Linked DNA regions of Mus musculus: region 2 is linked to region 1. A link is a contact called in ENCODE Hi-C or POLR2A ChIA-PET data. All regions are on one chromosome and are shown on one strand. The core of a region is the stretch at or near the end of the contact, and the rest is flanking DNA. Distances in the headings are between cores, read along the strand shown.

What was found. A loop is a pair of places that touch in the nucleus more often than their neighbours do. ChIA-PET counts read pairs that join two places held with the same protein, here RNA polymerase II (POLR2A).
Region 2: a loop to region 1 is called in a map of regulatory T cell, with 2.1 times the contacts of the local background. The contact joins the promoter of Mt1 here to the promoter of Bbs2 in region 1. A Hi-C loop is called at or near these places in 5 of 37 maps with a recorded cell type or tissue (left cerebral cortex, mouse trophoblast stem cell and regulatory T cell). POLR2A ChIA-PET finds 5 or more read pairs at or near these places in 4 of 5 experiments (Patski and embryonic stem cell).

What each region holds. Positions count from the first base shown.
Region 1 is chr8:94,096,622-94,100,456 of GRCm38, forward strand. It overlaps Bbs2 (Bardet-Biedl syndrome 2 (human)), which reads right to left and starts at 1,888. Exons shown (of 17, transcript NM_026116.3): 1 at 1,615-1,888. The coding sequence starts at 1,731. It overlaps Gm39226 (a long non-coding RNA gene), which reads left to right and starts at 2,921. Exons shown (of 2, transcript XR_879106.1): 1 at 2,921-3,569; 2 at 3,678-3,835.
Region 2 is chr8:94,177,363-94,181,197 of GRCm38, forward strand. It overlaps Mt1 (metallothionein 1), which reads left to right and starts at 1,727. Exons shown (of 3, transcript NM_013602.3): 1 at 1,727-1,976; 2 at 2,461-2,526; 3 at 2,740-2,965. The coding sequence starts at 1,949. The coding sequence ends at 2,831.

The sequences.
Region 1 (3,835 bases), core at 638-3,137:
AGGCCAGAGACAAAGCAAGAGAAGAAGCAAAGGCTACTGGCCCGTGCTGAGAAGAAAGAAAATACCATTACATAGTATTGCATAATTTAAATATATGTATCAGTGTGTGTCTATACCATATACAGTTCATATCCTATTACATATTCTGACATGATATATCATATACATATACACTCTGCTTACTCTCTCAAATGTAAGCTCTAGAGGTGAAATTTCATTTATCGCAGTATCTGCAGAGTTAGGAAAAGTGTCCAGCACATGATTGTACCTCAAATTAGGGGTTAAGGTAACACCAGTGGGATATCGTTGCCTCTTATATTGCAGTACTCCATTCTACGAACATGTATATGCACATATGCATATGTGGATGCGAACTTCTTTTGGATGTTTGTCAGTGCCTGGGATAAGGGCAGCTCAGGAGGCTGAACCCAGGCTGTTGAGTATGTTAGGCAATCGTTCTACCACTGAGTTACATCATCAGCCTTTTTAATATTACTATTTGAATATTCGTGTGTGTGTGTGTGTGTGTGTGTGTGTGTGTGGGTATGTGTGTGTGTCCAGGCTCTATAGCACATGTGAAGGTCAGATGACAACAACTTACAAGAGTCAGATCTCTCTCCATGTTGTGTGTCCCTAGGACAGAACTCAGGTCATCAAACTTAGCAGTGCATGCCTTTATCCAAGTGACAATTGGACAAAGAACTCCCTTCTTCTAAAATTTTAATTTTGAGACAGGGTCTTCCTATGTTGCCCAGGCTAGCTTTGAACTTATGATCCCAATCTCTTGAACAGATAAAATAACAAATGTGTAGCACTACCTCAGGACTGGTAGCGCCTCTTAACTAGTAGCATCACATACCAAGACGAATGTTCAGCATTTTACTTCACCATACCAGTTTATGAAATCATAACCCATTTAAACGAATCCTTATGTTCCTGCTACGGAACCCTAGAAGTAGCATATAAGGTAACATACAACACACATGGCAGTGTCTTGAAAACTCCTTACACAAATGCAATTGTGTACCTGGCATACCTGCTGAGTCTAACAACAAGAATTCAATCTCACTTTCACAATTTCTTTTGTTTGCAAACTGGGTCTAAATCTGAATTTTTTTTTTATCTGTGACCCTGACACCCCTTTCTCAGTATGTGGCTCATAATAACCATTTAATGAACACTTAGGTTATGGGGATAAGATCTGAATGTACGTGATCAAGGACCAAAACTACAATCTGAATTTAACATTGGGTTGTTGTCCCCACCCCACCCGCTTCCTCCACTGTAAAGAGGCAAATATGGAAGAGAATCCTGGAGGCAAGCAGAGGCCCTGGGCATGAATCTGGAGTCAGCAATCGCTGCTACTCCTGGACAAGCGCTCCTTTTTCTTGAGACTTCTTTTCCCTAGGTTCCTGATCTGTCCTCAATACTGTTCAACACTGAGAACCTGGTGATAAAAAACGTCACTGCTACAAAGCTGTTCTTTGAAATCCCACTTTGATGGGACTGGAGCCAAGGACAGCGGCGACCGGTTGCCAGGCAATGCGGGCAGGGGGCGGGGCAGCGTGAGGGGCGGGATCTGGAGGAGGCAGGAGTCCGGGTGGGAGCGGTTACCTTGCCCGCTTGGGTGGCGGCAGCCAAGCACGGGTGAGTCCCGTCGTAGCGCCCTATGGCCACCATGCGGGGGCTGATTTTGTGGCGCAGTTTCAGAGTGAACACAGGCAGCAGCATGATGGCGCCAGCTAGGGGCGGAAGACAGATGCCCGACGCAGGCGCAAGGCAAGCAGCTTGGCCGGCCGGTTGCCTAGCAGCGGATGAGGAGTAGGAGGTAAATACACGCAGGACTGCGGAACGCCACAGGCCCGGCGCCGGAAGCGCAGACTAGAGCGCGATCGGTGTCGCCAACTCTCTCTACGCCTGCGCGGACCCTCCCAGCGGCAGAGCTACGCAAGTCCCAACTAGCTCCTGCGACTGCGCAGTGGCGTCGTGCCTGGTTGGCCTGCGTTCTTTGTCTGTCCTCGGACTGCGGCTGTAAATTAGTGTTAGATGAAGCCTTACCTTGGCGTCTGGGATGGCGGTGTCTAAGCCAGTACCTCCCCAGGATTCTCTGTAGCGTGTCAGCCAAGCTGCACCCCGTACACGCCACACACTATGTCACCCTTTCATTCGTTCAAGAACTAAGGCTTTACGGGGCGGATAGTTAAGTGGGTGAAGACACTTGATACCAACCCTGATGACCCGAGTTGGAAGCAGAAAACCAGCTCCAAGGACATGCACACGCACGATTAAAAAAACAAAACAAAACTAACGTTAAAGTGCTTAGTGTATCCCTTGCTTTAGCTGTTATGCCCAGGCAAACGTCAATAGTAACCCGAAAATAATAATCCCCTCAAGATAAAAGTAAAGAGTATAGTTTATTTAAATAGTTTAGGTGGTAAATATAAAGCAGTAGAGAACGATGCAAAGTTGAGGGACATGGGAAGGGAAAGAGTACTTCTCTCCCAAGTCCAGTTAAGGCGCTCCACCAGCTGAGTCAAGATTTTCAGGACAATTAGCATTTGTACAAAGTTGCTCAGCTAGAGACAACATGCCCTTTATATGAAAAGACTTTCAACTAAGAATGTTGAAAAAGCACTGAATCCTGCTTAAGTACTAAACGGACATGGCCTTTCTCCTTTGCCAGCTGTAAATCTGTAATTTGCTAGGGACCTCACAAGAAACCCTACTTAAATAAATGATGTGACTTAACTCTTTACATCCTTGTGACAAGTCGGTTCATCTTAGCAAATTGCAAACTCTACTCAAAGCACCGGTGAAGTCACCTTATAAACGTATTCATCAAAAAGAAGGGAAAGAAAGAAGAGTAAATGTGCGGGGGGGGGGGGGGGGGGGGGGGGGGGGGGGGGAGTAGAAGAAAGGAACTAGCAGGTGAGAAGGATCAGCCAGCCATAGTATGCATGAAAATGTCATAAAAGACCTGCTACTTTGTAAGCTAATTTTCAAAGTAAAACAAAAGAGAGAAAGAAGATGGGAGTGGGGTGGAATTCCTAACAGCCCATTGAGATATAACTAGAGCTACTAAGCAGTCTATGTAGCTGATAAGATACTAAGTGAGTCGTTCCCTCTTGAAACCCACATCCAAGCTTTTGGCTATGTATTATTCTATCCCTTAGCACCTATCCTCTCTTTTAAACTCCTTCCCAGCCCCTCCCCGTTATGCTTATATTATAGTATAGCATATTACATTACATTAATTATGTATGGTATATGGTGTGTGTGTGTGTGTGTGTGTGTGTGTGTGTGTAAAACAATACCATGTGTTCTAGGGACCAAACTCATGTCATCAGCCATGTTGTTTTTAACCTGCTGAGCCATCTTGGTGACCAAAATCTCAGGAAACTTCAACTGCTTCAAACTGTCTGGTCCTGGAATTCTTTGCTGCAGTGAAACCAAGAATCCTGTTGTCACTTGGATGGAGGTCTCAGAAAGGAGTGCCCAGTGCTTGGGCTGCTGCAGGTGGCAGAGTGGAGCTGTATCTCTGGCACACACCTCACTGCTGGTGGCAACAGGTAACCTTATTTGGAGAGCAGTCTTTACAGATGTAAGTTAAAGAGCTTGAAATGAGGTCATCCTGGATTAGAGTGGCCCCTAATTCTAATGATATGTATCCTTTTAAGAGGGAGAGAAGACAGAAACAGCCATAGGCACCAATTGAAGATGCTACTCTAAACTGAAGAGTGCCTGAAGGCTCCCGAAGCTCAGAATTCTTCCCTAGAATGTTCAGAGGAAACAGTCTCCTATTAATACCGTCATTTCAGACTTCTGGCTACAGATA
Region 2 (3,835 bases), core at 477-2,976, 81 kb after region 1:
GGCTGAAATCCTCTGCTCTTTCCAAGCCCAGTCCTTAGCTACTTAAAACCAGTAAATTCATGAGATCTGGAGAGAACTGACCAACATTAGTCAAGCAAGAATTCTGGTTTTTTTGTTTGTTTGTTTGGTTTTGGTTTTTGGTTTTTCGAGACAGGGTTTCTCTATATAGCCCTAGCTGTCCTGGAACTCACTTTGTTGACCAGGCTGGCCTCGAACTCAGAAATCCGCCTGCCTCTGCCTCCTGAGTGCTGGGATCAAAGGCGTGCGCCACCAACACCCGGCTTGTTTTTTTTTTTTTTTTTTAATCTTTAATCACTTCCTTATTAACTTTTGAAATAGGATCTCATTTGTGTGGCCCTGGCTGGCCTTGAATTTTGCAGAGATCATCTGCCTCTGACTTCTAAGAGCTGAGATTAAAGAGCTACCCTAAGGCAAGAATTTAACTGTATAGATAAAGACTCAGTTCCAAATGAAGGTTTTTTTTTGGATCTTCCCACGCAGAGGGTATTGCTGTGTTGTCTCCTCCAAGAGGAAATATCCGGAGGAAGGAGAAACGCCCTGGGTAATATTATACTACCAAACCAGTGGGTTGATAATAGAAAGACACTTGTATCTAAACCACCATGAAGGAGGAGGAAGAGGAGGAGGGGGGAGGAGGAGAAAAAGGAAGAAGAGAGGAGAAAGAAGGGGAGAAGAACGGAGAAGAGGAGGAAGAAGAGGAGGAAGAGGGAGAGGGGGAAGAGGAGGGGGAAGTGTGTGTGTGGGGGGGGGGAGTGTCATAGCCCAGCACCTGGTGCCTTCTCTGCCTACAGATGAACTTTGTACAGAATCACAGCAAGAGAACGTGGGACAAATACAGGAGCGTTAGTGCCAGGCAGTGCTGGTTCACAGCCGTTGTACTACTGACTGGATATATGGCCTGGGCAAGTCACTGAACCTCTGAATCCTCTGTCCTTGTGTGTAAATAGAATTTGCATCTCTCTATAGGTATTAAATGAGAAATTGGTTTAACTCCTGGTTCTGGCATAATAGACATATTGCTGGTGGTGGTTCTACCACAGTTAAGCAAAAACCTGCCCAAAGTCGTATAGCTCAGAAGTGATGGTATGCATGAGCCAACAGTGTAGCTGTTCTCTTGCCCAGGACACAAGGCCTGCCTGACAGCAGACTCTAATGTTACTCAAAATCAGAAGCATTAAAAAAAAAAGAAAGAAAGAAATAGCTGACTTTATTTTTTTTATCTAATGCAGTCCCCACCTAAAATGATCTCTCTGGAGGGAGGGTACCTTGGTTTTTAAAACCAGCCTGGAGTAGAGCAGATGGGTTAAGGTGAGTGACCCCTCAGCCCTGGACATTCTTAGATGAGCCCCCTCAGGAGTAGAGAATAATGTTGAGATGAGTTCTGTTGGCTAAAATAATCAAGGCTAGTCTTTATAAAACTGTCTCCTCTTCTCCTAGCTTCGATCCAGAGAGAGACCTGGGCGGAGCTGGTCGCTGCTCAGGAACTCCAGGAAAGGAGAAGCTGAGGTTACCACGCTGCGAATGGGTTTACGGAGATAGCTGGCTTTCCGGGGTGAGTTCTCGTAAACTCCAGAGCAGCGATAGGCCGTAATATCGGGGAAAGCACTATAGGGACATGATGTTCCACACGTCACATGGGTCGTCCTATCCGAGCCAGTCGTGCCAAAGGGGCGGTCCCGCTGTGCACACTGGCGCTCCAGGGAGCTCTGCACTCCGCCCGAAAAGTGCGCTCGGCTCTGCCAAGGACGCGGGGCGCGTGACTATGCGTGGGCTGGAGCAACCGCCTGCTGGGTGCAAACCCTTTGCGCCCGGACTCGTCCAACGACTATAAAGAGGGCAGGCTGTCCTCTAAGCGTCACCACGACTTCAACGTCCTGAGTACCTTCTCCTCACTTACTCCGTAGCTCCAGCTTCACCAGATCTCGGAATGGACCCCAACTGCTCCTGCTCCACCGGTAAGACTCCCGATCCTTGGTCTTTAGAATACCAAGTTGGGACCGCAGAGCGGAATCCCCGAGTTGTAGAGGCTTGGCGGGAATAGGCACCTTTAGTTGGCGATTCATTCCGGTTCTTTCTAGAATCCGCTCTTGCAAAAGCCTTCATTAGTTACGAGTATTGTCGAACGGGTCCTTTGGCGGGGTTGGGGCTAGGATTTAGACGCGCAAATGTCCGGTTCCTGATCACCCAGTTAGTGGGGACATCTGGGTTGAGTCCCAGGCATTACTAAACTTACTGTGAATTGCTTGAATTAAGAAAGAGGTGAAGGACCTTTATGTCTTGGGACTCAAAGACATAATCCCTGACTTAACCTGTGAGGAGAAAAGTGGGGCTAGGCTCCCTGCAGCTCCGAGGAGGACTTAGTGAACTGAGCCGGGACTCGTGGTGTTGGCCACTGCTGTAATGCTGCCTCCCTCATGCTGTCTTCTTTCTCCTCCCCAGGCGGCTCCTGCACTTGCACCAGCTCCTGCGCCTGCAAGAACTGCAAGTGCACCTCCTGCAAGAAGAGTGAGTTGGGACACCTTGGGTGGCGGCTAAGGCTAGGGGCGGGGAACTCCTACAAAACTGGCTCTGAGAAATGTCCTTTGCTTCCCGGAGGCCATTGTATTGTCTCGGGGACAGAACTATACAGAGAACTATTTAAAAAAACCGAGGTCTTCTCTGTTGGGGACAGGAAGCAGAGGTCTTCAGCCAGGCTGACCTCTTCCTCCTCCTTTCTAGGCTGCTGCTCCTGCTGTCCCGTGGGCTGCTCCAAATGTGCCCAGGGCTGTGTCTGCAAAGGCGCCGCGGACAAGTGCACGTGCTGTGCCTGATGTGACGAACAGCGCTGCCACCACGTGTAAATAGTATCGGACCAACCCAGCGTCTTCCTATACAGTTCCACCCTGTTTACTAAACCCCCGTTTTCTACCGAGTACGTGAATAATAAAAGCCTGTTTGAGTCTAACTCTGGTTTTCTTGGTGTGGTTTGGCAATAAGAAACTGGGGTGACTTGATAGTCTGGGGATCTGGTTTTGGACCCCCTCGTGCCTTTACCTCCCGCCTCTGGCCCTCACAGAGGGGTAATGTCTTTGGGTAAAGCCAAGCTATCCCATAAGCTTCCTCATGGAAAACAGCTGTGTGCCTGGTCAGGTCTTGTGTTAGGGGAAGGGAGGGAGGGAGGGTGGTCCTGGAAGACTTGATGTCCCATCCTGGAAGCACAGAAAATCTTATCATTTATATTCTCTTTGGATTCTGGTTTCCTCTCACATTGTTGGGTATAAGGAGGTGGGTATGAAAATTAACATAGGGTGTCTCGTATGCTAGGCAGGGACTAACACTGAACTAGATTCCAGAGGGGCTTTCTTGGCTGTTTTGACACAAGTTGCTTACCTTGTCCTAGAACTCATTCTGCAGTCCAGTCTGACCTTGAGTTTTTGATTCTCCTGCCTCAGCTTCCCAAGTACCTGGGATTACAGGAGTGACTGTGTCACCAGGCCATCTCCTATTCAGCCACCAAATGCAGACACTATTGCATATGCCATCAAGATTTTGCTGAAAGGACCCTGATAAAGCTGTCTCCTGTGAGGCTTTGCCAGTGCCCAGCAAACACAGAAGTGGATGCTCACAGTCAGCTATTGGATGGAACACAGGGCCCCCAATGGAGGAGCTAGAGAAAGTACCCAAGGAGCTAAAGGGATCTGCAACCCTATAGGTGGAACAGCAATCTGAACTAACCAGTACCCCCTGAACTCGTGTATCTAGCTTCGTATGTAGCAGAAGATGGCCTAGTTGGCCATCACTGGGAAGAGAGGACCCTTGGTCTAGCAAACTATAT